Regions from separate parts of the Mus musculus genome. Here regions 2, 3, 4, 5, 6 and 7 are each linked to region 1. Evidence: chromatin loops called from intact Hi-C (ENCODE). Cell type or tissue: heart. All regions are shown on one strand. Region 1 has its middle 16 kb from the start of 1600002D24Rik. Region 2 overlaps Gm32130 (a long non-coding RNA gene). Region 3 has its middle 9.5 kb from the start of Gm31845. Region 4 overlaps Erg (ETS transcription factor). Region 5 has its middle 30 kb from the start of Gm32130. Region 6 has its middle 91 kb from the start of Gm31641. Region 7 has its middle 23 kb from the start of Gm32130.

The links. Hi-C counts contacts between places; a loop is a spot of excess contacts. Peaks named below come from ENCODE experiments on the same cell type or tissue, not always from the same donor. Only the 100,000 strongest peaks of a DNase experiment are listed, where the experiment ranks them.
Region 2: it touches region 1 in a loop (2.3-fold over the local background); 7 of 42 quality-filtered maps call a loop at or near these places.
Region 3: a loop joins it to region 1, with 5 times the contacts of the local background. A loop is called at or near these places in 35 of 42 quality-filtered maps.
Region 4: a loop joins it to region 1, with 3 times the contacts of the local background. A loop is called at or near these places in 12 of 42 quality-filtered maps.
Region 5: a loop joins it to region 1, with 2.6 times the contacts of the local background. A loop is called at or near these places in 6 of 42 quality-filtered maps.
Region 6: it touches region 1 in a loop (8-fold over the local background); 6 of 42 quality-filtered maps call a loop at or near these places.
Region 7: a loop joins it to region 1, with 2.4 times the contacts of the local background. A loop is called at or near these places in 7 of 42 quality-filtered maps.

What each region holds. Positions count from the first base shown.
Region 1 is chr16:95,943,467-95,947,466 of GRCm38, forward strand. No RefSeq gene overlaps it. Among named protein-coding and RNA genes, the nearest start is that of 1600002D24Rik, 16 kb to the left of the region's middle. In heart, a CTCF peak has its summit at 2,153 (motif pointing left); a DNase peak (open chromatin) is centred at 2,195.
Region 2 is chr16:95,768,165-95,772,164 of GRCm38, forward strand. All of the region lies in intron 1 of Gm32130 (a long non-coding RNA gene), which reads right to left. Among named protein-coding and RNA genes, the nearest start is that of Gm41509, 28 kb to the right of the region's middle. In heart, no CTCF peak of the experiment used is centred here; a DNase peak (open chromatin) is centred at 1,707; H3K27ac peaks cover 517 bases.
Region 3 is chr16:95,656,704-95,660,703 of GRCm38, forward strand. No RefSeq gene overlaps it. Among named protein-coding and RNA genes, the nearest start is that of Gm31845, 9.5 kb to the right of the region's middle. In heart, a CTCF peak has its summit at 1,253 (motif pointing left); a DNase peak (open chromatin) is centred at 2,408.
Region 4 is chr16:95,464,804-95,468,803 of GRCm38, forward strand. All of the region lies in intron 2 of Erg (ETS transcription factor), which reads right to left. Among named protein-coding and RNA genes, the nearest start is that of Erg, 64 kb to the right of the region's middle. In heart, a CTCF peak has its summit at 1,943 (motif pointing right); no DNase peak of the experiment used is centred here; H3K27ac peaks cover 472 bases.
Region 5 is chr16:95,829,942-95,833,941 of GRCm38, forward strand. It overlaps a transcript of 1600002D24Rik not described here. Among named protein-coding and RNA genes, the nearest start is that of Gm32130, 30 kb to the left of the region's middle. In heart, no CTCF peak of the experiment used is centred here; DNase peaks (open chromatin) are centred at 1,780 and 3,700; H3K27ac peaks cover 2,368 bases.
Region 6 is chr16:95,349,117-95,353,116 of GRCm38, forward strand. No RefSeq gene overlaps it. Among named protein-coding and RNA genes, the nearest start is that of Gm31641, 91 kb to the left of the region's middle. In heart, a CTCF peak has its summit at 1,547 (motif pointing right); DNase peaks (open chromatin) are centred at 1,605 and 3,395; H3K27ac peaks cover 2,932 bases.
Region 7 is chr16:95,823,179-95,827,178 of GRCm38, forward strand. No RefSeq gene overlaps it. Among named protein-coding and RNA genes, the nearest start is that of Gm32130, 23 kb to the left of the region's middle. In heart, no CTCF peak of the experiment used is centred here; DNase peaks (open chromatin) are centred at 813 and 2,073; H3K4me3 peaks cover 884 bases; H3K27ac peaks cover 3,524 bases.

The DNA of each region.
Region 1 (4,000 bases):
AGTTGCAGCAGGGTGAGGCATGTGAGGTATGTGCTGTACTGACTTGCTACTTAAGCCTTTTTGGTTGGGCTTACTCGTGGCTTACAGTCTTTAGCACCCAGCGGATATCAACTCTTACCCCCTCACTCGGACAGAGGCTTTCTGTCCGCACCTGCACGCCTCACCTCTGCCTTCCCTGATCTGGCTTCTGATGAAGCCTCTTCCTATACTTTGTCACCTTCTCCCTGTGTTCTCATGTGGTTGTCCCCTGTGTGGATCCAGATCCTGACCCCACCTAAAGGGACAACTGTCATGGCTGATCAGAGACCCTGGACAGCCTCATCTTAATCACTCTTTCCATGTTCCTGAGTAGTGTGTGTGTGTGTGTGTGTGCGTGTGTGTGTGTGTGTGTGTGTGTGTGCGTGCGTGCGTGTGTGTGTGTGTGTGTGTGTGTGTGTGTGTGGTGTGTGCTGTGATATATGTGTATGTGGTTTGTATGTGTGGTATAGATGTGACTGTGTATGTAGCGTGTGTGTGGTATGGTATGTGTGTGTGACCTGTTTGTGAAATGTGTACAGTATATGTATGCTACATGTATGTGTAATGTGGTATGGGTGTGTATGTGTAGTGTGGTGTGGGCTGTGTATGTGTGTGTGTGGTATATGTGTGTGGTTTGCATGTGTAAGTGCTTGTGTATGTGTGAGTGTGTGTGATCTGTGTGTGTATTGAATGGGGTGCAAGCAGGCATGTACCAGAGTATGTGTGTGGTATGTTGCACCAGGGAACAACCTCAGATATTAGTCCTTATCTTCCACCTTCTTAGAGACTGGTCTCTTGTATGCCATACACACCAGGCTAGCAGTGCACACCAGGCTAGCAGTGCACACCAGGTTAGCAGTACACACCAGGCTAGCAGTACACACCAGGCTAGCAGTTCACACCAGGCTAGCAGTTCATACCAGGCTAGCAGTTCACACCAGGCTAGCAGTGCACACCAGGCTAGCAGTGCACACCAGGCTAGCAGTACACACCAGGCTAGCAGTGCACACCAGGCTAGCAGTGCACACCAGGCTAGCAGTTCACACCAGGCTAGCTGGCCTCCAAGCTTCTTGCTGCTGTCTCTGCCTCTCATCTCACCGTAGGAACATTGAGATTATAGATGCAGGCTACCTTGATGGGCTTCTGGGAATCTGAAGTCATGTCCTCACACTTGTGTGGCAAGTCCTTTACCCACTGGGCCATCTTCCCAGTCCCCAACCCATGTACCCTTATCACGTGTATAATTTATAAAGTAAGGCTTTATGAGGGAGTGGCTTGCATACGTCACACAGCTAATGCAGTGCAAATCTGAGCATCCTGCTACCCTTGATACCACAGTGACGACACCAGACCCCACAGGTGACTCCTCTGAGTAAGGGGCCCAGACCTGTGTGTTGTCCCAGGCTGCCCAGCAACTGTCATGTGTTCCGGGCAGAGAACCTCCTTTCTAAACTGGAACCTAATCTGTGGGGCAGTGTCCCCTGAACCAGCAACTAACTATCCAGAGCACATCTATTCCAAAGATGTGTCAGAAAGGGCAGGGGGATGACTCTGTGGATATGGATAAAGTGCTTGCTGCAGTTCATGTCTCTAGCACGCATGTAAGAGCCAGGCACAGGTAGGTGTGATCCGAGAGATCCAGGGGCTGCAGTGGTTAGCCAGGCTACCAGAAAACAAACTCTAGGTTCAGTGAGAGACCCTACCTCAAACACCCGTGTGAAGCGTGATGGAAGAAACCCCTGAGGAGCCAGAGAAGGGCAGGGAGAGAGAGAGAGAACACGAGAGCATGGACCACTGACTGCTGCCTGTTCTCGGTGTGTTTACTATAAACAGAGATCGTTGATGTAAACATGGATATGCTATGGTGCTTTATTTTTAACTCTGCTGGGAAGGTGGCCATAAGCTCGGTGACTCACTGCAGTGTTCAAACTGAACGTTTCCTCACATCCCCCAAATTATACCCTCTATGTGGAATCAGAAATCACGGGCTCAGAGAACAGCCTTTATAGTACACGGGTACAAAGAGCAGAAAATGCGTAATGCCTCACACCTAGAAGCCAGTCCAAAAAAAAAAGGCGCCCAACGCCCGTATTACAACGCACATCTAGCGCCACCTTGAGGACAAGATGTGAAAGTGACACTGGAGGCCCAGAACCCAAGCCAACTGTGGGAAGACGGATTAAATAGAAACACAGCCAGCTGAGGTCACCACTGTCTCAAGGCTCCCATGAAGAAACAACAGTGCTGACTCAGTTCGTCCTGGGCCTCTCTTGAATTTTCTATCCAAGAAATACACGCTGTGTTTGCAAGTTGCACCAGAGCTTGGTTGGTGAAGTGGGGGATGGTGCACCCATGAACAGGGGCTCCGGCGGCCAAGTGGAGATGCTAAACCCTGTGCATGCCTTTGTGTGGGCTGAGATCTGTTTTCAGCGGATTACTATAGCACCCAACACCATCCAAAAAATGTCAGACAAGTTGACCACAGCAATTAAGTTGTCTGCCATCTGCGAGGGGCTTGGCTTACAGCTTACTGAAGTTAAATATATTTTGAAAAGAAAAAAAGCCAAGTTTCTCAATGTTTTGCCTATCTGTCAATCTCAACCACGTTAGCCTTGGAGTGTCTGAAGGGAGGATTGTTCTCCCTCAAGGAATCGTTTAGCATTGGCATGCTGAAATTTCAGAACACAAGGAGCACTCCAAAAATGAATTACTCCTTGAGAAACCCCGATTCTAATCTTGGGGTTGGCAGAGCCAAAACCCAGCTAGAAAGTGAGCCAGGCTGCAAGATGAAGGTCTTCTATCATCACCCCAGATGACAAGTTCTTTTCCAGAGGAAAATTTCCCTGCATGCAAACCCAAGCTCACATTCCTGCCTCTGTTTCTTCAAGCCATAGAATTATCTAAAGGTGACAGTCAAACTCACAGTGCGACACTCACAAAAACCTTTACCCTCTGAGCTGCATCTCCAGGCTGAGCTGTAGGAGAGGAGGCTGGATCATCTGTAATCCTACTATATACCTGCCCAGAACCAGCCAGATCCTTTCCAGTGGCCCAGCTTTGACCAAAGCAACTTTTCATTCTTCTTGGAGGCAAAGTATCCCAGGACCAAGAAAAGCATTGTTGAATGTTGAATGTTTCCCCTCTGCACAAGGCTAGGAAGACAATGTGACTTTCTCGGGTGATAGATGGTAAAAGACAAAGCAGTATGTGGTGCCTCACATCTGCAATCCCAGCTCTTTAGGGATAGGAGCAGAGGGTTTAGAGTTCAAGGCCTGGATTACATAGAGAGACTCTGTCTCACAGAAGAGGGACAGAAGGAAGTTGATGTGGCTGGGGAGGGGTGGGGGAATTATGGTGGAATGCTGATAAACTGATTCCCTAGGAAGAAAATCAAATCCCCTATGTGAAGCTGTTTCAAGTTCCATGATGTAAGTATGCCTACACTGGCCAATGTCCAGCCATTGATAGTTTAACAGTCAGGTGGCAACACTCCTAAATCCTCAACAGCTATTTCCCAGAAGCTGCAGGAGCCAGCCTTCGCTCAGAAGTATCTTGGCAGAATGGAGAATGACCACCACTGCCCATGTGCTTAGTAATTTGTGTATGTATGCCAATAGGTCAGCCAGCACTGATCAAATGCCAACAGAGACACTGGAGAATAGAAGAGAGTCTTCCATTAAGACCCTCGAGGACAATGGCTGGTTTTATTGCTTGTTTGATCTGTTCAGAATACTCTCTCCCCTTCTGGATACTTTGCTTAAAAAAAAAAATCAGACCATGGGAGGAACATGGTGCCAGGTGTTTACACAGCATGACCCTGGGCTGAGACATGGTATAGACTGGAGCAGACACTGATGGGCAGGAAAGCACTGTGGGGACAGCCACTTGAAATAGAAAGTCACTTCCCTTGATTCAAAAAGACTAGACCTAAAGGAGAGTCAGGGAGAGATAGAAAGAGAGAGAGACAAAGATATATATATAT
Region 2 (4,000 bases), 180 kb before region 1:
GAGGAATCTAGCTTGCTTTATTCTGCAGCTCAGACTTGCCTGCTCCTTGCTTTTGGGGCAGAGGGGAAGTTCAGGCAAGGTCTAGCCATGGATCCCACACTGGCCTCCAACTCATGATCTTCCTGCCTCAGTCTCCTGAGACCTGAGATCGCAAGCGTGTGCCACCGCATTTCCAGTTTTAGAGACCAAATGAATCAAACCCTTCATTTTGTAGACAGAGATACAAAGGCTTAGTTGCAGCAAAGAACTGTTGGAAGACCACACATATTCACAGCAAATGTCATGGTGCCGATATCCCAGTTCTCAGGTGCTGTGTGGGGATTTACTCAGTCAGGACACTACACAGAGCCTACCAGCTCACCGGAGGAAGAAGGAAAAACAAGGTGGATCCTGCTAAGCAAGAGCACTTAAAGGTCACAGCCATCCATTGCTGATGAGAAAAAACAACGAAATGGGAAGTCTCCCAGTCACAGGGTGAAGTAGTTACTGGACCTGAGATGGAGCAGAGCTTGGGTGCATGGCATGACGCAGCTGGCAAGCCACCGAGGCCAGAAACAAAAGGAGGAGTGCCAGGATCCCACACCTGTGAACTGAGTGGACTATTTTATGTATGTAAGTACACTGTCGCTGTCTTCAGACACACCAGAAGAGGGCGTCAGATCCCATTACAGATGGTTGTGAGCCACATGGTTGCTGGAAATTGAACTCAGGACCTCTGGAAGAGCAGTCATTGCTCTTAGCCACTGAGCCATCTCTCCAGCCCCTAATGTGAACTTTTCAAACCATGTTTAGTGTGGGGCATTGTGGGATATCGTAGACATCTTAATGTGATAAGAAGAAACCAGGTTTGGTACCTAGGCAAGTACTCTAACCACTGAGCAACAACCCACCTCAATACCTCAATTTTTAGAAAAGCCTTGGACCACCTTGCTGCTGGTAGCCAGTAAAAGAAGGTGGCAAAAAAAAAAAAAAAAAAAAAAAAAGGCAGACAGGAGAAGCCCTTCCCATAACCACACCCACACCCACCCCACTCCCAGGCAGCACACAGAGGCAGCAGCAGCAGGTAGGTCCAGCTCTCATGCACTGCCTCCCCAGCGTGCCTCCTCACAACCTAGTGTGCCCTGGTTGCTAACCCTATTCGGTGCACCTTCCTCTCTGTTTTGTCTACCTGGAGCTTCGGTGGAAAGTGTCACTGTGTGCTCTCAAGCCCAGAGAATGGAGTCTAAAGGGCCTGCTTGCCCCGGGAAGAACGAGGAAACCTTGCTTGAAATTCGGGACACCAGCTCCTTGATGGTGTGAAGGATTATCTCTGGTCCTCACCCTAACAAGCCTCTCACCTGTAGGCAGTGCAGGCCTGCCTCTGCCCAGCTTCATCTAGAATCTGCTAGACTTGCAGGGCACTGAGGGGCAACAGTGAGCCCGGGATCAGATGGTGAAGGGTGCAGATCAGCTTCTGGATCCCTGGACTGGGGACAGGTGGGTGTGGGTCGAGGCTAGGGGAGGAGAGGGGAGGGGGTAGGAGGTGGAGGGAGGGAGTACACTGGAGGTGGAGGAGAGGTGAAGTTTTCCAGGGATCCCAACAAAGAAGAGAAGCAATTTCAAGCTGTTCCAGAGGAGGGAAGAAAAGAAACTTAAACTGGAGCCAGTTGGAAGCTCATTTCTTTCATGCCGGCTTGACTGATCCTGTGTGGGCGGCACAGCTCCTGGCAGCAACCGACTGTGTGTGGGTGGTGTTCTCAGAACAAAAGTTCACTGCTGCCGCCAGAGCCAGCACCTAAGCAAGGGATTTTGTCCCCTTACAGTCACTGCGGGAGTGAAGCCCAGGTCCACGCACTAGACACGTATACCCTGCACACGCACACCACAGCACACACAACATACAACACACACCACATGACACACACACACCACACGACATACACAGACCCATATCCCTCACACACATACCACACCACACACACACACCAGGGCACACACACCACATCATACCACATACCCACACACCACACACATCCCCACATACCATATACCACGCACCCCAACACACCAACCATACCACACACTACCCACATTGTACCACACTATAAGACATACAACACATACATACATACATACACAGCGCACACACACACACACACACATATTATACATACATACACAGCACACACACATATAATATACATACATACATACTATATATACAACAGACCACACACATATATATACACACCACACATACTGCATGTACCCCTCCCCCACAGCCCCCCCCCACACATACACATAAACACACACACCCCACATGCACTTAGAGCATGCATACCACTTCTTCCCACCCCCATCTTTCTGCACCCACTGAGGTCTTACCCATGTGAGTGAGAGCTAGCCTGTCAGGCCTCCAAGGGAAGAACAACATTAAAGCCCAGAGCAGCTATAGCTTTCACTATAATGAGCACAGGCTTTCATGAGCTCTGAGAGTCTTCAAAGAGCTTGGCAAACACAGACTCATTAAGTCTCCTACATTCTCCCTGTCACAGATGAAGACAGCAGTGGCTTACCCAGCACAGGCTGATCTCAGGCAACAGAGCCTGGCTTCCTGACCCAAGTGACACAGCCCCTGAAGCCCTGCTCCATCTTAGGAAAGAGTCAGGTAGGAAGGTTGGAAGCCCAGGACCAGCTCTGTGAAAGCAAAACTGAGGAGCAGGGACAAAGACAAAGTGACTGGTGACAGGTGTCAAAATCTCCTCTCACACAAGTGAGGATGCTGGCCAAGCCTCCCTGAGGGCTGAGCTCACTGGGTGCCTTCCTCTGTGAGGAGAGCTTGCTGGACTTCAGCTACAGGCTGAGCCATAGCCTCCTCCACCCTCCTTCCTGTATAGGCAACATGGGAGACACGGCATTGGAAAGCTGGGTCTAGCACATTCCCTTCCCAGGGGGTGACTCATGGTCACCCATCAGCACACCTCATGCCCAGGCTGGGTCTCACAAGTGCCTCAGAGGATGGCCCTCTTCCTCCATGCCAGAGGGAGAGTCCAGGAGTTGTGTGTGCTTACTAAAGGCCCAGGAAGATGCTTCCCTGCAAGTGCAATGGGAAGAAAACCATTCTCATCCGGGAAAGCAGTTCAGGAAGAGATGTTTCTACACTGTCTTTCCGTGAATGCTGAGCCAAGCCCCTCCCCGACCGCCACCACTGTTCCTGTCCGTTAGCTGGCCAGGGCTTAACTGGAACAAGGTCTCCATGGGAAGAACATATAGCCTCTGGCTCCCAGTTCCCAGGATGCTGCTGGTGATAAGAGCTGTCTACCTCAAACCCAAGTGCAGCACATATACACGCAGTACCTTCCTTCAGAGCTAGGGCTGTTTGCTGTGTGATTACCTGAGCCAGAAAGACAGCAGCAGAGATGCAAGCTTTGAGGAGGCACCGGGAACTACTGAGGGTGTTGTTCTTGGCTCCTCAGTAGAAACCTTACCCATTTCCATTTCTTCTAAAGCCATCCACTCTACAAATGCCACTTTCAGTGCTAGGCATAAACCCAGGGCTGACACTTCAGTGTGTGTGTGTGTGTGTGTGTGTGTGTGTGTATGCATGTGTGTATGTACAAGCATGGTATGAGTGTAGGGGAGAACTAAGGGATACACTCTATGTATGTATATGTATGTGTTCCTATGTGTGCATGTGCACATTCTAAGCATGTGCAGGTATGTATTTTTGTGTGTGAGCATGTGCATTGTGTAGAGGCCAGAGAACAAACTTGGGTGTCGTGAGTGTGTGTGTGTGTGCATGTGTGTGTACATGTATTCATGTGCGCATGTGCATGCATGTGAGTATTGTGAACAGCTAGGGAGTATGCTCTATGTATGTGCATGTATGTGTTCCTGTGTGTACATGCATGCATTCTAAGCATGTGCAGATATGTGTTTTCATGTGTATGCATGTACATTGTGTGGAAGCCAGAGGACAAACTTGGGCGTTGTTCTTTCTCGGTGCCATTTATCCTGTTTT
Region 3 (4,000 bases), 290 kb before region 1:
TGGCCTACTGCTGGAGGTGGTGTGGTCTACTGGAGTGTGGCCTATTGGAGGGGGTGTGGCCTACTGGAGGAGGTGTGGCTCTGTTAGAGGAAGTGCATCATTGTGGAGGCAGGACTTTGAGGTCTTTATATTTGTGCATGCAGTGCATGCAGTGCATGCAGTGTGTGCATGTATGAGTGTGAAAGTCTGGCCAGTGTGAAAATGTCCCCTTGTACTGCCTGTCGGTAGACGTAGAATTCTCACCTCCTCCAGCACCATGTCTGTCTGCACACTGCCATGCTTCCCACCATGATGATAATGGACTGAACCTCTGAAACTGTAAGCCATAAGCCAGCCCTAATTAAATGTTTGCCTTTATAAGAGTTGCTTTGGTCATGGTGTCTCTTCACAGCAATAAAACTCTAAGACAAACAGAAAGCAGTGACCATCTATCCTGTCTTGGACCATGCTATGCTGTCTAAGTTTGATTTTTCTTAGCTATGGTAAAACTGTGACCAAAACTTGGGGAGGAAGGGATTCATTTGGCTTAGAGGCCGAAGTCCATCACTGAGCAAATCCAAGACAGGAACTCAAGGCAGGAACCGAAGCAGACACTATGGAGGAATGCGGTTCATGGCTTACTTTCCCATGTCTCGCTTAACTTGCTTTTTCTTACACAACCCGGGCCACCTGCCCAGGTTGGCATCACCCTCAGTGGGCTGGAACCTTCCCAATATCAATCATTAATCAAGAAAACACCCACAGGCCTGTCTAATAGAAATAGTTTTTCAATTGAGCTTTTCTCTTCCCAGGTGTATCAAGTTATCAACTAAAGCTAATGGTGTCTGTCAGCTTCTGGAATGGTGTTAGCTGCAGTTAAGTGGATCTCCCCACCTCAGTGAACTTAATCTATAGGCTCCCCCATGGACACACCCAGAGGTTGGTCTTTACCATGATTCTGTATCCTGTCAAGTTGACAATCAACATCTACCATCAGGGACCCCCAAGGGGCTGACGGAACATGGCTTCTTAGCACACATGAATGTGTTTGTGGTGACACCAATGTCCCTCAGACTCAGCAAAAAGTCTCTCAAAGGGACCACCTGGAGATAGTTCACAACATCAGAAGTTCACAGCAGGGGCCTGGAGACGCTCAGCTGCTCTGAGCACTTGCTGCTCACGCAGAGGACCTGAGTTTGGGTCCCAGCTCCTACACCATGGCTCACAACTGTCTGTATCTCCAGTTCCAGGGAATCTGATGCCCCCTTATGGCCTCTGTGGGTACTGCATGTACCTAGTACACACATTCAGGCAAATTTTCATACACATAAAATAAAAATAAACCTTTTTGTAAGTACAAAAGAGACAAATGTTGGAGACCGAGCCAAACCTCAGAAAGAGTACCATTCCGATGCCAAGGACAAATGTGTGCTCAAAGCTTTATATATACATATATGGGGGCGGGGGGGTGGTGGAAGAACACTACACAGACTGCTTGGTAAATTCTATGCAGAGAAACAATACCTTAGTCATCAGTGTTTCTGACTGTCTATCATCTGAGACAGGGTCTCAAGTATCCCAAGATGGCTTCACATTCACTGTGTAGCTGAAGATGACCCTGAGTTCCTGACTCCCACCACCCCACCCCCGTACCTTCACTTCCCAAGTGCTGGTGTGACAGGTCTATGCCTCCCAGCATGCCCAGCAGGTCTCCTTGTTGGTAATGCTTCAGACTGAATCAAATACTACTTCATAAGTCTCAGGTTCCAGGCCCACCTTGATGCTTACAGTGGAACACCCTTGGGACCTTTGAAACACTTGTTTGGCTACAAATTTTAAAATAAAATAAACAAAAATGTCTTTAACTGGGTGATGTCAGCAGATCGTGGGCCCATCGCTTAGGGGACAGCGCCTTCCCTGACTCTCTCCTGACTCACCATGAGGGACCAGAATAAATAATCTCTCTTCATAGACAATTGGCAGCCTCTCATTCCCCAACCACACTTTCCGGTTCTCAATCCTTGGCCTAGGGTTTGATTCTACTCAGTGTAACTTGCTGTAACCCATTTCTCTCTAAGTTAGCACAGGGGTGAGTAAGGGCCTCTCTTTGTTCAACACATGGCAGCTTTCCCCCTTAGGGAGCTACCTTCCGCATGTGTCTGTGTCCTGAAGTCTCTTCATCAAGGCATGGTCTTCTTGCACTAGGGCCTGCTCCTGATAGCCTCTCCTTGTCCTAATTACCTCTGTAAAGAATTTAGATCTCCAAGCCCTCTCATGTTCTGAGGTGCCTGGGCAATTCCCTGCCTCACCAGCAGGGGGTGCCGTTTCACAGAGGCCTTGACTACCTGGACAACCGACCACACCCAGGGCTCACACACAGGCCTAGCCACAGGTCTGCTATTTCTATCTCTGGGGAAGTGAACTGAGTTTGCTGCTGTTCATGGCAGGACTGTAAACATGGCTGTCTTCCAAGTGAGGAGCATTAAGGAGGGACAATGAGCTGAGCCACGGGACAGCAGGCCTAGGACCTGCAAGCAGTCCACTACCTCTCAGGTGATGGAACCAGTCTTTGCCTGTATTGCTGTAACTATGACATCAGAGAAAAGGGAGGTTGGTTTTATTAAAAGTGAAGTGTCTCACAACACACAGATCTTCCGCCTTTCGTTCTGGTCTGAACCTCCTCTGCTCTGTCTCTGTCTCTCTGTCTCTCTGTCTCTCTCTCTCTGTCTCTCTCTCTCTCTGTCTCTCTCTCTCTCTCTGTCTCTCTGTCTCTCCCTCCAACCCCCTTGATTCTAAGTCCTTTTAACACGATTCTTAGCTTATCATTTACTTGTTCTAACAGGGAGACTGGGCTAAATTTGTTTAGACACGTTCTATAGCATTGAACACAGAGAGGGTAAATGCGTCGGGTTTCTGAGCCCAGAGAACATTCCGTTCCCTTGCTTGGGTTTACAATCCAACGTGCTTTACGTTAGGAGACAAGCTATGGCTTGTAAAATGAATGCGGAAATCGCGTCGAGCGCGAGGCGGGCGCCCGGTGATGATTATGCAATCGGAGAAGCCTCTGCCAGGAAGGGCTGGAGCTGAGTGATCCGTTCTTAGTTGTTCTGGGGCAAAATTAAAATGCCTCTGTTTCCTGGATAGTGTTTGGGGGCAGGCAGACCCTGTCCTCGCCTCTGCATGCAACACCCTAAGTTGGTGTCACCTGGAGATTACTGTGACATACAGTATAGGACCTCAGGGCTAAAAAACAAAATATTTCATCGGTTGGTGTTTTGTTCAGATTTTTAAAACACATGCTAAAAGCCTAAAACTTAGAATTATACTATTTTTGCCTACAAAATTATCACTTTTAAAAAGTGTCCGATAATTCTTTTGAGCCCCACCTGTAGTTTTAGAGCATTTTGATGATGTCCCCTAGGCTGTCTCTGTCTCGTTTGGATACCCCAATCTCTTCGAGCACTGATTGTAGCTCTAGTATGTTTAAGGACGGCCTTTTGGAATGATGATATTTAAAGTATCGTGTATATTACGCTTGTGTGTGCACGTGGAGTGGGGCACACCCGTGGCAGTATGAGGACAGAGCTGTGTAGCCAATCTTCTTCCATCTTCTCATCCAGCAAGACCTCCCCACAGCTGCCTTCTTCCTGCTGCTGCACGGGTCCCTCTTCTGCTGTGTGGATGGAGGTGTTTGCAAATGTTCTTAGCACCCCTGGGGGAAGCCATTGGGCACTAGGCATTCGTGTGCCTATACTGTCTCTCCAGGAGCAGGCCCCTCTGGCCTTACCTGGCTTATTTACGCCACCATACGACCACTCCACGGATCTGATTTATTGTGCTTTCCCCTTGATAAGAAAGTTAGGTCTGTGGGAACAGGAATGACCTAATCTCCCTCATGTCTGTCTCTGAGCTTCTAGAAAGATATTGTAGGTGCTCAGAAGGCATCACGGCTCTGCATGGCAGGAAAAGCAAGGACAGCAGGAGCTGCAACATAACCCGAGGGATGGAAAGGTCTTTTTTT
Region 4 (4,000 bases), 480 kb before region 1:
TGAGGCAGGCATCGGCTCAGCTCTGTGGGTTCCAATGAAGCAACAATTCCAACACGCATGACTTCCTCAGCATCCAGAGCGCTCTCCGGTTGTGCTAACCCAGCCCATTCTCATCCCCGAGTGCCCGGGATAGTAATGCAATTGTCACAGACCTTAAGTCTGTTCAAGAACCACTCGTGTTTTTTTTTTTTAAAAAAGACTAAGAGAGATATACTTATTCTGACACAATAGTTTAGCTAGAAGCAACTTTTGTTGTTGTTGTTTGGTTTGTTGGTTTTTTGTTTTTTTTGTTTTTTTTGTTTTTTTTTTTTTTTTGAGACAGGGTTTCTCTGTGTAGCCCTCGCTGTCCTGGAGCTCACTTTGTAGCCAGGCTGGCCTCGAACTCAGAAATCTGCCTGCCTCTGCCTCCCAAGTGCTGGGATTAAAGGCGTGCGCCACCACTTGGGTGACTATGCCTCTATACCAAAGGATCTTGGACACAGGACTAGGTGTGTGTGAGCACAAGTGTTATTTAGAAACCCTGTTTTGCTGCTAGCCACCTTGGGGCTTGTTCTGCGAAGGACACACCACTGAAGATGTGCAGAGGCCCTTGGCCACACTTGTGGGGACTGTGGCACAGTTCCACCCTCCTCGGCCTCAGACTCTCATCACAGTACTGCGATTGTCAGCACCATTCCACAACATTATCTTAGGCTGTTGAGATTAACTTGGGTTTTTATCACTTTCCAGAACCTCAAACGACGTTTAAAAGTGTATTTGTCTCCCTTCTATGATACTTGGTATCATTTATTGAACTGTAATAAACTGGTCTGCAAACTGTTTCTTTAGGACCAAGGAAATGCTCTGATAGTAACAGGCACCTGCTGAGCCGCCCTGGCAGCCTGAGTACCCACCTCAGGAACCCAAGTAAAGGTGGGAAGAAGAGAATCGAATCCACAACGTTGCCCTCCAACTTCCACAAGTACACACACGTGCCTCCAAACGCTCTCCTACCTCCACTTCCACACACAAATGAGCAAAACTTTTAGACCCAAATTATTTGTATAACAAAAATAAAGATAATATGTTAATGGTAAGCAATGGTGCAATGATGTAACTCACGCCACGGAGATTTGGAGGCACCCGTGTGCAAGGGTAGCTCCTCCTCTTTCCTTCTTTAAACAGCCGAGGTGGCCTTGCTTTGTCTTGACCTGAGTCAAGTTAATTTGGTTATCATTTGCTAATACATGTCTATCACAAACGGAATCAGAAATGAAGCTAACATTTGCCATGAATTCATTCCCATTTTCTCACACCTCACCAAGCAACCCATAAACTTAAGGGACTCAGAGGCCAGGTTTGGAGTCACCGTAGCAGCTGCCCCGTCACTCCCAGGCTGCATGCTACCTCTCTGCATGTGCCCTATCACTTCCCACTGCAGAGGTGAGGCCCCCATGTGCAGCCGGAATCCAGGTAGGCTGTTTCTCTTCCAGCTGACCCATGTGATGATCGGCTTCTGCGACAGGGTCTCACAGTGAACCTGGGCCCCAGAGATAGCCTGGGTTTTCGGGATGAGCCCCAGGGATCCTCCACTCTGCCCCCAGCCCACCACCCATCATAGTAGACACTACCATGGATGGCTTCTAGTTTAAATGCTGGGGACTGGAAATCATGCCCCTGTGAGCCATTTTTATCCACTTTATCAACGGAGCCATCTTCCCAGCCCCTTTCTGATAGGCAAGTAAAATCCAAGATTTAAAAAACGCCGCATTTCTCACACATTGTGTGTCCCTAGTAGATAATATTCTAGCCTTCATTTATAGTTATAAGAACAGTCCTATGTGGAGAGTTGCAAGAAGTAGTCACCTACTGTCTCAGGAGGGGCACTTCTATCAGCTCCTCAGAAGCTGGAGTCTTGGGAAGGGGCTTCCCTTTAAACTGCTGGGATCTTGGACACTAGAGGGCACTACATGACCCTCTAAAATGCCCAAAAAGAGCAAACACTATGTCTGCCTAGGGCTTGCCATGAAATTCCTGAAATAATTGTTATTATCCCACAAAGCTGTCTTGGTTTTATTCACCAACAAGGAAACCCAATATTCATCACCTATAAGAGAGAAAAACTTTGAATCAGCATATTATCTACAGATTTTAAAACTTAAAACTAAGCATAATCCAGACATTGTGGGTCACACTATAACCCCAGAACTCAGGGGGCAGAGACAAGAAAAGCAAAGATTTAAAGTCAGCCTCAGCTATACAGTAAGTCTGGGGTCAACCCAAGTTCTACGAGACCCTGTTTCAAATCATAAAACAAAACAGAATTTTATAAATGTATGTTAGTCTTCCTGAAAATAATTTTAATGTACAATCTCACTGACACTCGGCCCAGACAGGAGGTTCTCAGCAGCGTCCTCTAAACACGAGGGGACCTCTGCGACTTACCCTGTCTTCATTTGTACCTAAAATAAGCAGAGCATTTTTGTTTCTGCTTCTACATGAGCTTATATATCATGAGCTGGTGAGGTCAGCGGGTGAGGGTTGTTTGCCTGGGTCTAGGCTGTGGGTGGAGTAAGTGTGGACAGGCTCTGACCAGCTGCTTCGAAGAGGCCCAGGTATGATCCTTACTGCATGTTTCCGACTCCAGCTGCCAGCAGAGCCCAGGGGTGCTTTCTCTGCTTAGAGTGGGGCAGCCAAGGCAGGGCTTCATTCTCGCTGCTGTCACTGTGACAGGGAAACACACAGGGCTCCTGAGTGTGAACAGCATCACATGATGGAAAAGACCTGGACACCACAGCCGAGTGTCATAGCAGCCTGAAGAAGTATGACCACCAAGGCACACAGTCAAAACACACACACACATACACCAGAAACAGGGAAAGGCTGCCTGCCCCATCGTCCCCCAACCGTCTTCATCTGGGGTGTTCAGTTGCAGACCTCCAGATGTTGGGTCACTCTAGAGGAGGGCTTTTTGAGCAAGTACTCTGACTAAGGCATTTGGAAATAAGATTTTTTTTCTAATGTACTCTGAGGACTTCCAACTCTCTATCACATGAGGTCCCCTTCTCAGTGTCCAAACCATACCCAGCGGCAAGTGGACATGTAACATGCATGGCACACGTATGTGCACGGTACCCTACTTTCATAAGCATGCTCAGCTACACTATTTGTTATCAGGGATGGTTTCATATGTCCTTATAGACCAGGAACATGGAGCAGTCATTGCATTTCTAGGCACTGACCATATCACCATGGCAACTGCATTTCCTAAAATGGTCCATCTCAAACCCTTCTGAAAGCTGGCATCAATTTTGCTCCATTAAATAGTGGTACCTGCCTCCCTCCCATCCCCTCAGGTCTCTGACAGAGGTTCAGTTATCAGACTTCCAAAGCTACCTCTGCCTGTTTCCTTGGCAACAAGCATTCATAAACTTCAGCCTTCATTGAAAGAAAAAGGCCAACTATGGAAAGATGGGGTGGGTGTTCTTATCATTATCCCTGCATGACAGTTTACACCAGACCCCAGAGCTAAGTGAAGAAGGCTTCCAGAGGACTCCAGCCCCAAACGCCAGTTGACTACAACCTTCTGCAAGACAACGGGTTGAAGACTTCCTCTCCAGCATCAGTCCTATGATGTGATATGAAGTGATAGTTGTAGTCTTGAATGATTTATTGAAGCCTTAAATGCCTAGAACACTATGAGACCAAGTCTGGCTTCCACAAGACGTTTGTAACAAGACTGTTGCAGCAGAAGGAGCCTTCCTATGAGAGGTCTATCAATCTTTATTGGCATTAGCTACATGTTAAGCATTGGGCCAGGCTGCTCTGAAGGTGCTGAAGGTGCTGAAAGCAAGGGAAATGTTCTTGTACAAACAGAGTGAAACTTCACCTATCAGTTGGAGGGAAAATATGTCAAAGTCGTAGAGGCATTTTAACTCAAGAGGAAGGAGAGAGACGTGACAGTCATTAATTCCTCTCACTCCACAGCTATCCATCAATGACGCTGGTACCCCAGGGCTAC
Region 5 (4,000 bases), 110 kb before region 1:
GCACTAAGCCTGCTCCCAGTGTAGATTTAGAGACTAAAGGGACCCTAGGGTGTAAGGACCCTGGCCCAGCACTGGTGGAGGTAATCCTCAGACCGAGGCACCTCTGAAATGACCTGCCTCTGACCTCATCACAAAGGGAAAAACTGAACTTGGAAAATATATATGATTTTTCTGAAGTTCACACATCTATTAGGTGGCAGATTCATCTCACCCCAAAATCAAACTCACTTTTCCAGAATTTGAGAAATTTAGATACATATATACCTCCAAAAAGGCAGCTGCCGCCAACCTCCAGCCTCTGTTGGGGATTGGTTCTAATGCTTTGAATTAATCCAGCTAGGTCCCCAAAATCAGGAATCTGCATGCCCAAATGCTGAAGTTTTTTCCCCACAATTGTTTTTCAATCCATCAATAAAGAAGCAACTGCCAATGACTGGGCAGGTAAACTGAGGCAGGACCTTTAGATTTGCACGGGCTAGGAACTGGGAGAAAGGAAAGAAAGAGAATCACCTGCTACCTGTGACAATCGGGAAGCTTGCCACATGGCCACTTCCCCAAATATGTTTGGGGTAGCAGAGATGAAATATAGATTTTAAAAGATGTTAACTAAGAAGTACTGGGGGAGGGGGTGTTTGCTAGCAGCGGGTAGGATTAGACCTGCCCAGCCTTTGAGCTAGTCAAAGCACTTAAAATTAACTATGTGTGTGTGTGTGTGTGTGTGTATGTGTGTGTGTGTGTGTGTGTGTGTGTGTGTTTCATTCGCAAATCCAGAGGGCTCTGGCTGGTGGCTGGGAGCAAGACCTGTGCCTATCACCAAGCAGTTTAGCTAAACTCACCAAACTCACTGCTACATCTCTCTGCTGGCAGCTGTGCGTCCTCTGTGGCAGCTTTGCTGTGATTCTGTGATTCTGACCCACTTCTCCTGGAGACCCTAACTCAACTAATTGTAGTCGCTGCGGAGCTTACGCCCTTGTGATGACTTGCTAGGGGCCAAACTCTCAATCAGCCCCAATGGCTGAGTGGAATACTAGACACACAAGAAGTTTTCATGTGACAAACTCCAGGGACTTAGCACCATTTAATTCTTGGTGGCGTGGGAGATTACGTCAGAGCCAGCCTGTGACACCCATGCCTGCACTGGTTACTTTACTACAGCAAAGTATCTGACAAACAAGGCCTTTGGAAAGAAGACTTTATTAGGTCTTGTAAACAGAAGGTACAGTCCATCATATTTGGAAGCCATGACACCAGAGGTGTGAGGCAGCTGGTCACACTGCACCTGCAATCCAGAGGCAGAGAGAGGAGTCTGGTCTTTGTTTTCTTCGGTCCGGGAACCAGCCTATCCGTTCACATTCAGCTGGGTCTTCTCACACTAATGAACGTAATCTAGAAACTCCAGATACCCAGAGAGGCTTGTCTTCAGGGTGATTCTAGACCCTGCCATGTTGACAGTCAATATTGTCACCATGCCTGGTGGTATCCCTCACTGCGCCGGGGTCTGCTGTCTCATTGGCATGTACCTGCTATCCCTGTGGTCACAGGTGACGTTGGCACAGTGGGGTCAGGTCTAAAAAAGCAACTTCCCCTCCAAAAGAAGAGAATGGGTTTCCTGCAAGCCTGTCCTTGCTGATTCTTGCAGGACCTTCAGCCCCTCCTCCACTCCCCCATGATCCTGTCTGTTCTCCCATCTCAGCCCACATACCAGCTTCCCTCCATTGTCTGTGTTGGAGGTAACTCTCCTCACAGCTGCTCGGAGGGCTGATGAGTCATCATGACCAGAGGTCAGTGCTGAATGACAGGATGAAGGAAGGAAGCACAAACAATGATCAGCGCTGATCTTGTTCCATAAAGCAACACGTCACTGCTTTTGAGGCGAACACCACTTCTCCCTGCCCACTCCAACTCAGAAGACGGACTTCAGCCCAAGGCAGGCCCAGTACCCTGAGTTACATCCCTGTTGGCATCCTCATTAATCTAGACATTTGTATGAGCCACACTTTGGCCAGCTTCAGGACTTGTGTGAGGACAGAGAAGGAGGGGATCCTATTTGAAGCAAGGAGAGAGGCTTCCCCGAGGTGCATTGCCACACAGCTGCACTCCATCTCCATCACTCCCACAGCCTGCGCAGGCTTGCTCTCACAGCCAGTGCTGACTCCTGTAAGCTAACGTGCACAGGCTGCCCCCCCCATCCACCCCCGACTCCTTTTACTCTGTTCAACGGAGCTGCATCTAAATCAATTACAAAGCTCCATCCACCTCCCCAGCCTTCCTTCTGTGTCTCTTAGCTCACCTTGTACTTTTTGTTGAAAGCCAAGCATACTGTACTGGGTCAAAGAAACCCAGCAATCGTTACCATGGAGACTGCTGGTCTTGGGTTTCTGCTCCCATAACTTGGAGTTCTCTTTGTCTTCCTAGCTGACTCTCTAACTTCAGGAGTGGGGTAGTGTTTTGTCTTATGACCTCAGTTCTTTGATTAGCTGAAGCCATGAATTTTCAGTGTGCCGGGCCTCTCTGCTGTTGTGTGAACAGGACCTTCCGAGCTTCTTAGACGCCCTACAGAGACGGATAGCATCGAAGCGGGGAGATGTCTGAGTCAGCATAGTGCTTGCTGTGCCAATGAGGACCTGAGTTTAATTCCTGGAAGCCATGTTTTAGAAAGCCAGGAGTGGACGCCTATGCATTTGTTTTCTCAGCACTGGGATGATGGAGAAAGACACAGGGGGTTGTGGGACAGGAAGCCGATGTAGCAAGCCGGAAGGCCTGTGGGAGCCCCTGTCTCAAAAAAGGGGGGGAGGTGTTTGATGCCTAATGTTGGCCTCTCTCCATGTCCACTTGCACAAATGTGTACTCACACAAACACACATCCACATGCATGTACATGCATCCACATGCATAAACATAGAACAATCAGGAGGAAACTAGAGATTCATCCATTCCTTTTACTCCCCAAATCCATACCACCTTTTGATGGCTACCTACACCAATGTCTCCAAGATGCTGCTTATTCTGCTATTCTGCCAGCTTTATCCTGGGGATTTGCCACTCCCACCCCACACACTCCCCACACATACCCCTACCCTCACTTCCCATACCCTCATTGCTATGTTTCTGACATGTTTAGGTCTAGCTAAAGGCTGCTCTCTTTCTCAAAAATAAAAGTTTCCTGAAGTCCTAATCAAAACTTCTGGTGGGCTTGTTCCAGTTCTCTGTTGGAGACAGTCCATCTGACATGCTCGCCCCTGACACTGTAGCCTGAGTTCTGCCTCTCTCAGGAGATTGAGCACCTTGGCCATAATGGGCGTGGGCCTGGCCATCAACCCTCGCCCAAGAGCACATGATGAACAAATAGTAGTTGATTAATGTTTGTGTCTCTCAGGCCCCATGCGGACAGGCAGACACATTGGATGAGTTTCCAAAAATATTTTAGTTGACATCACTGGCCTATATTTTTAGGAAGTGACCAAGAATGAAGTCAAACGCCTTCATACAAACGCTCGGGCCGAAATTAAGATCCTGAGGATACAGCTCGGTGTAAAGAAGTAGCTAGATTATACCATTGGGAATTTTCTTAAGAACTGTGGAAGGGGGTAAGAACGGAGCAGAGAGACCAAGAAAAACAAAAGGGAAGAGCGTTGAAACCCACAAAGGAAAGGGGAAGCTGCGCAAGACAGCCCAGGAGGGACTGCTCGAGGCGCGGAAGTGCCGCTTCCTAAAGCCATTAGTGTTATTGCAGCAGAAACGCTTGGCTCCCTGGGCTGTCGGCCCACTCTAAGTATTCCCAGTGCCTCATGTGAATGGGTTTCTGACATACAGCTCTGGGGCCTTGTGTTTGGACAAACACAGAGAGGAGCAGCAGCCACAAGACACTCCTAAATGGTATTCATTAAGAGAGAATTAAAGGACTTGGGTTCAGTTTAGCAATAGTCTGTGAGGCAGATACACAAATGAGCAAGCGAGCAGACAGCAGTGCAGCAGAGGCGCACCTCAGAGACAAGGTGCT
Region 6 (4,000 bases), 590 kb before region 1:
GAAGAGCACCCATGCAGCAAAGATGGATGGCTGGGTAAAGACCCTAAGATGTCGCAGACCTTGGGTGTGAGGAATGGAAGGAAGGACTGGAACATGGAGGACTGTGGAGACAGGGAACCCCGGGGCCACAGAGGCCTTGTAACAGAGTGAGTTTATACTCAGTGTGATAGGAAGTTTCCAGAATCAAAAGTCCCTGGCAGCTCCCTGGTGGGAAGGGACAACAGAACTGCCTCCAAGTGAACCTGTGACAGTCCCTGTGTATGAAAACAACAAGGGCCTGGGATAGGGCTCTTTACAAGGTCTGACTGCCACCATAGCCACAGAGTCCACGTAACATGGCCACCAAGACCCAAGATCAGATCCCCCATCTGCTCCGAGGGTTACTCTCCGGGTGCCAGGGCAAGAGAGTGCTTTTGATCTCCAGCCCCAGGAACTTGTTTTCAAGTGGCACTTTATCTCCAACCACAGGGAACAGGGCACAGGACTCCCCCAGTTACTCAAGTGTTTGCTTCTGAAACAGCCATGAAGTTGTTGCTCTGCTTACCAGAAGTCCCCTCATCTTGGGAGGAGAATGCTTTTGTGCAGAGTGAACCATGCATAGAGACACACGGCGGAGCACGAGGAGTGTGTACTGCACAGATGAGGTAGATACCAGGAGTGTCTGAGCATCAGACAGGCCTGTATCCCTTCCCAACAAAGAGCACTGGGCCTCAAATGTCCACCAGGGAGGTTGGGAAATGCTGTGCACATTTGGTTTCAACAACGACCCTGCTGTTACATCAAATGAGCCCAGGACTGACGCCCACAGGGAGGAAACGGAGGCGAGAGGTGAGGAAAGAGGATGAAGACATCGTGGAGGCCCAGGCATCTGTGTTCAGTCCAGCCTTGGATGTCATGGGGGCACAGAGGGACCCAAGCTCCCAGTACAAAGTGTGCAACTCAGCACCAAGTGTGCAACTGCTGCAGAGCTGGGCCTCCATGATCCTGCTTTCTTTCTCTTTAGAATTACCAAACAAAACACAAGGTTTTTAAACTGTTTTCATACATGTGTGTCACTGCGCTTTGCTCATATGTGTGTGTCACTGCACTTTGCTCACATGTGTGTCACTGCACTTTGCTCACATGTGTGTCACTGCGCTTTGTCACTGTGCTTTGCTTATGTGTGTGACACTGTACTTTGCTCACATGCATGACACTACTTTGCTCACGTGTGTCCTTACACATTGCTCACATCCATCCCGACCTTCCTCCCTCATGGTCCTCCCTCCTCAGTGGTTCCCTCCTCCCTTCAAACAGTCTGTCTTCTGCTTTCTTCTCAGGCTCATTTAATGCAGTTTTAGATGTAGATTCTGCACATGAGAGAAAACAGCGTTGTGCATTTCTCCTCCTCTCTGACCCTCTCCAGACCTTTAAGTTTCATCTCTTAAAGGTAATATATATATATTTCCCCCCCCCACCCACAGGGACCCACGGGAAAGAAGCTAGATTCTTAACCCCTCACCAGCCATGACCAGCCATGACCAGCAATGGCCAGCAATGACCAGCAGAGGGCATGTGGCAAAGGAAGCAAAACCCCTTAGGAACACAGAAACCCATGGCTGAGAGTGAGCTCCAGGCCTGCTCCTAAGAGCAAGTGCAGCCTCCCATTCAGAAGTCCACAGAGTGCTGTGCCCCCCCCCCCCCACCGTGCCATTGGCCAGTGCTGCTCAGGGCTTGCTTCTTTGCAGAGATGTTGACTAATCCCTTTTGCATAGCACATTTAAAACACAGGAAGACGACTCATGTAAATCCTGACTTTTTTTAAAAATATTTTTATTAGGTATTTTCCTCAATTACATTTCCAATGCTATCCCAAAAGTTCCCCATACCCTCCCCCCCATGCCCCTACCAACCCGCTCCCACTTTTTGGCCCTGGCATTCCCCTGTACTGGGGCATATAAAGTTTGCATGTCCAATGGGCATCTCTTTCCACTGATGGCCGACTAGGCCATCTTTTGATACATATGCAGCTAGAGTCAAGAGCTCCGGGGTACTGGTTAGTTCATAATGTTGTTGCACCTATAGGGTTGCAGTTCCCTTTAGCTCCTTGGATACATTCTCTAGCTCCTCCATTGGGGGCCCTGTGATCCATCCAATAGCTGACTGTGAGCATCCACTTCTGTGTTTGCTAGGCCCCTGTATAGTCTCACAAGAGACAGCTATATCAGGGTCCTTTCAGCATATGCTTGCTAGTGTATGCAATGGTGTCATCGTTTGGAGGCTGATTATGGGATGGATCCCTGGATACGGCAGTCTCTAGATGGTCCATCCTTTTGTCTCAGCTCCAAACTTTGTCTCTGTAACTCCTTCCATGGGTGTTTTGTTCCCAATTCTAGGAAGGGGCAAAGTGTCCACACTTTGGTAAAAAAAAAAAAAAAAAGCCAGCTGAGATCAGGGATGTGTGCGCTGGTTCATTCCTTTCTGCTGTGGGGATGGGATGTGGTGGGATGTGGGGATGGGATGTGGTTTCTTTAAGTTTCTTCCTCTGCTTCCCTGCCACAATGCTGCCTAACCTGGAAGAGTGACCGTAAACAGTGACGGAGATGCAGCTTTGACGCCCAGGGCATCCTTGATCTTGCTGTCTAGCTGAGAATAAGCTTGAATCCTCCTACCTCTGCCTCTCAATTGCTGGGGTCACAGAAGCCTGCCTTCATGCTCCACCTTACCCTCTCTTTGTAAGTGCCTCGTGTCCAGGGCTGTCAAAGATACAGAGGCAGACTGTGGTGAGAGCAAGAAGAACTGCTAAGTCACCCAACCCTAGACAAGTCCATTGTCCTCCGTTGTCGCGTACGGAACTGTTAATCCTCATTAGCCACGTTTCCATAGAAAGGGTTCGTAAAGCTCTCATGCAGGCTTTCTCCCACAGGAGAAGGTGAGACCTACTCTGAAATACCTGTCTCTGTCTAGGAGTCTGCTTTCTGCCCCGTGTCTGGCTAAACATATCAATGAGGGCTGGGATGCTATCATCCCACTGCTACATGTGAACCGGTTTCTCCTATTGCAGCTGTATTTGTCTATTTGTCTGTCTGACTCCCCGGTTGATAGTGAATATGGACAGGAGTGGGGGAGCTTGACCTGGAGGCAGGACCTTCCCAGTGGGAGCTGGCCTCCATCTCTGAGAGACAAAGGCAGATCAGTGGAGACACCAAGTGAGCAGCCCATGTGTGCGGAGTCTCTTCACTGATGTCGGGCACAAGCAGCTAGGACTGCTGGAACCCTGTGCTTTCAACGAGCGTGCTCTGTGCTCTGTATCAGAGGCACCACCTGGCAGCCGCTGTCGTGTGCTGAGACTGGAGGATGGGATGGGGGAAATGGGAGGGTTGTGTTTCATTTCCTGTTGATGGCTACCACCAGGCAGGCTTCTGACCAGAATTCCAAGACATGGGAGGGCACCTAGCCTGACAGCCTGGGAAGACTCTCCCAGGGAGGCCGTCAGAACCCGGAAGGTGCTCATGTGAGGTAGTCTGATTTCTAACAATCAGTCTCAGAGCTTCAAGTTCACACATAAAAGACAGGAGATGAGAATATTTCATAGTGTTATTGTGCAAGTTAAATTAAAAGACTCACGTATATATGTTTTGTCCATTTCTCTCTTATTAACATAAAAAAATACCAACAACTGGTCTTAAAGTTCAGAGGAGGGAAATGATGCCCACCAAGAAGGTTCTTTCTGGGCCTGGAATCCTGACTCACATTCCTTAGACCATAGGTCAGCCCTTCCCACAGTACCAGCAGTCTGAACCCGTTTTCATGTAGTAGCTTCAAATCGCTGACCTGATACCATGACCTGAGGACCCATGGCCTGCAGCTGTGGTCTGGAACCATGGCCTGGAGCTGTGGTCTAAGAGCCATGGCCTGGGTCCATAGCTTGCAATGGTGTCCAAGAACTCGAGCCTTTAGTCTGCAACCATGGCCTAGAACCACAGCCTAACCTCCAGAGCCCGGAACCACAGGAAAGGAG
Region 7 (4,000 bases), 120 kb before region 1:
TTTGCCTCAGTCTGCTTCCTGGTCCATCCACAAGAACAGACCCACCCAGCCTCGCACCCGCTTCTAGCTCCTCACCCACCTTACCTCTTCCGCCCCTTCCCCCACCTTGCCTGTTCCACCCCTCAAACTGTGATCCTAAGTAAACCCTTCCCTGCATAAGCTTCTTTTGTCGGGAATTCAAAAGAATTTTCAGCAGTTACTGCGGATAGATGCCCTTACTTGAGGTCGGTAGGCTCAGCCATTAGCCATCGGGATGCCCAGCATCCTAACAAATGGCAGCGTCAGGGTTGTGTGCGCCTGCGCCACATACACCAACTATGTCAGCATCCCCGAAGATGCTAGAAGAGGTTCCGCTGTACAACCTCCAAAAGAACCAGTCCTGCTGAGACCTGAATCTTAGCTGTGAAGCTGTGTGAGACAAAACAGGTCGGGCGTTTAAGCTTCTTAGACTGTGCGCTTAGTCTGGGCAGACCTACTCAGTGAAGGCCACTACCACTGTACCCTGAGCTAGAGCGGAGGGTCACATGCTCAGGGCCCCTGCATGGGCTAGGACAGAGGTGAGCTGGCTAAGTTCGGTGGCCAGCCTGTTACAATTTGGACACTTGTGGCCAGGTCACTATACCGTGGTGACATTAGGGGTTCCTGCCGCAGCATCCAGAGTCTCCTCTCTGCGGTGTCCTAGGACACTTACTATGTTGGCAGCCAGCGGGTGAACTCAGCTATGTGGGAGTCACTCTGAGCTGCCGGCAACCAGCCTTCAGAACACTAAGGAACCTAGCTAGACTCTGGCTGCAGCTGCAGGCTCTCACTCTCCCTAGAGAAGCAGGAGCTGTTCCCTCGGGCAGCTCCCCAAGGCACACAGTTGCTTGTGCTATACCCTGTTCCCTTCAACTAACTGTCCAGGACTGCTGCTGTTTGTACACCTGAGCTTAGAGCTGAGGTCCCAGCTTGGGCTCCAACCTGCCCACCACTCTCTCCCACGCAGTGCTCACCCTTGCCAGAGGTTACTGTTTCCTCATGTGCTGGTATCTGCCAAGGGTGTTTGTTGGCTTTTTATGTGTTTATTGCCTGAACCCCAGCTTGGTTCCGTGGAACAGGATCCTATGGTCTTATCCCAACCCACCCCTACCCCCAATGTCCTTGGCCAGGAACAGAATTTGGCACACAGTGGGCAATTTGTGTGTGTGCATGTGTATTTATGGGAGGAGAGGGGGAGAGAGGGAATTTCTATCTTTAGCTTCTCCCTAAAGAAGCTTCCGAAGGCATTTTTAGAACACATCGAGTATTTGAGAATATGGGCCTCGTAAACTCTGTTAAAAAGATTTATGCCTTGGGCACTAACTTTTTCTTTCCACTTTTAAATATCACTAGTCCACCATGTCAAACAAGAAACTTACAGCTCTAAAACTGAGGCCTTCCTCCTCTCTCCCTTCTCCCTCTTCCTTCCTCCTCCTTTCTCCCTCTTCTTCTTCTTACTCCTCCTCCCCCTTCTCCCTCCCTCCTCCTCCTCTCACTCCTCCTCCCTCCCTCTCCCCTCCTCCTTCCTCCTCTTACCCCTCCCCTCCCCCTTCTTCCTCCCCCTCTGCCTCTTCTCCTTCCTCCCTGCCTCCTTTATTTCTCCTCTTTCTCTTCCTCTCCACTTCCTCCTCCTCCTCCTTACCCCCCCCCCCCATACTTTAAATAGATCCTAAGAGACTAACACAGACACTGGGCAGACACCGCTGCAACTCTGACCATGCTCACTTGCAGAGCAGTCCCCTGCTCTTCCTGATGCCACCCAACTCTTCCTGCTTGTTGAAAAACAACATTGGAGATTTCTGAGGGGTCCCCTGGCCCGCTTGCTTTTGTAAGTTCATGAGAACACAGATACCACCATTCTGTTTATAAAAGCCACAGTGTAATCTCAGAGTCCAGGAGTCGGAACATTAGGACAGGGGCCATATGGCTCCTATGGCCCCTTAGGAAAACATTCGTCTGCCTTTGCTCCACACAAAGCCTGGTGACCAGATGGTCTCTGCCCTGCCTGTGGTCTGACCCTAGGGTGGAGATCAGGGGCTCACTGGGTCCCACCCCTTTCCTTCCTGGGTACATGGAGCCCATGGTTCCCAGCCGAATGACAAACAGAAGTGATCCAAGTACTTCTTGGCAGAGGCAGCAACCTGACACCAGGATAGGATCTTACTTCCCTTCCCCACTCCTGCCCTGGCACCTGGCAAATGTCCAAGAGTGAAGCCAGCCCTGTGAGTGGTCATGATAAACAGAGCTCTCCCGTGCCGCCTGCAGTGGACTGACAAGGGCACAAAATGAGACTTTCCTCCCAATCCTCTGAGACACCAGGGTGTTACTGCAGTCAGTCCTGACCAGTCCTGGAGTCTTTGGTGAGAATCATCCATCTGAATTTCTCAAAGCTTACAAATGTGGCTTTGCCCCTGTCACAGGTAAACATTTTTTTAATTAAAACTGTCATTTCCTCCCTTCATATATATCTCGGTTCATTTAGTGTTACCTGTATGATATATACGGTTTCCACAGTTGTCAGGAGAACACTTTTGAGCAAAACACTAATGGTTTCTTTTCCCCAAGTCAATGGCAGTTTCTTACCACCTCCAAAGGCATGAAAGACTGTTCTAGAATGCCAGCCCTGGCTGCAGATCCCCAGGCTCATGATAGCCCATGAGTGGAAAAACTCTCACTACTAACGATGTTGGTGATAACAGTAAAGACATTTTAGCTAGGGTGGTTACCATGGCAACTGCTGAGCGTATTTAATCTGTACCTCACAGTATAGGGTTGTCCGGCTCCTTTTTTTTTTTTTTTTTTAGAAGTAAGGAAGTTAAGGCGAAAGAGATGAATTTCACTGGATCCCTGGTAGCTGTCAAGTCAGAGAACTTCTGTGGGATACTGAGGGAAGCCAGAGCCTGCGGAAAGTGGGGGGCTCCAGTTTGCTTGTGACCTTTGAACACACAGCTCTGCTTATATTTCTGCCTCCCAGGATTGTGGAGATTTCAAGTTGATTTTTCTCAATCTGAAAAAGATATGGTTGGAAGTATCTTGCTGTGTCTGTGAGTCTGAAATGTGGTATCTATGTAGCCGATCAACTTGATAAGTAAATTCAACCTTTTTTGTCTGATAATCACACTCATCTATCTTCAAGTTCTACAGGACAGTCCAAAGCTTTAGGGAGAAGCCAGGATCCTTTGATACCATCTAGAACTTCAGGAAGTGAAGGCTGGAGAAAACATGACGTAAAGAGTCTCCACTAGGGCTGGTGAGATGGTTCAGCGATTAAGAGCACTGCTCTTCCGAAAGTCCTGAGTTCAAATCCCAGCAACCACATGGTGGCTCACAACTATCCGTAATGAGATCTGACGCCCTCTTCTGGTATGTCTAATGGCAGCTACAGTGTACTTATATATAATAATAATAAATAAATCTTTGGGCCAGATCGAGCAGAGGTCCTGAGTTCAATTCCCAGCAAACACATGATGGCTCACAACCATCTGTACAGTTACAGTACACTCGTATACATAAAATAAATAAATAAATCTTAAAAAAAATAAGAAAGAGTCTCTACTACGGAGACCAGCAAGGAAAGAGTCTTTGTTGCCCACTCTCTTCCCTGTTTCAACCTTTCCCAGTCTTCACAATTCAGGGAGGGTTGATTTACTGGTCTTTAGAGGGTAATGGCCCATGTCTGCTGAGCATCTTATACCACCCAGGACAGTCCTTACCTCAAGGACACTTCCAGTATCACATATCAACCACGCAAAGCTGGGAGCCCCTGTTCTAATTTGACACATTTTTTAAGAGAGAGAGAGAGAGAGAGAGAGAGAGAGAGAGAGAGGGAGGGAGAGGGAGAGGGAGGGGTGAGAGGGAGGGGGAGGGGAGGGGGGAGGGGAGGGGGAGGGGAAGGGGAGGGGAGGGGAAGAGGGAGAGGGGAGGGGAAGAGGGAGGGGAGGGGAAGAGGGAGAGGGGGAGAGAGAGAGAGAGAGAGAGAGAG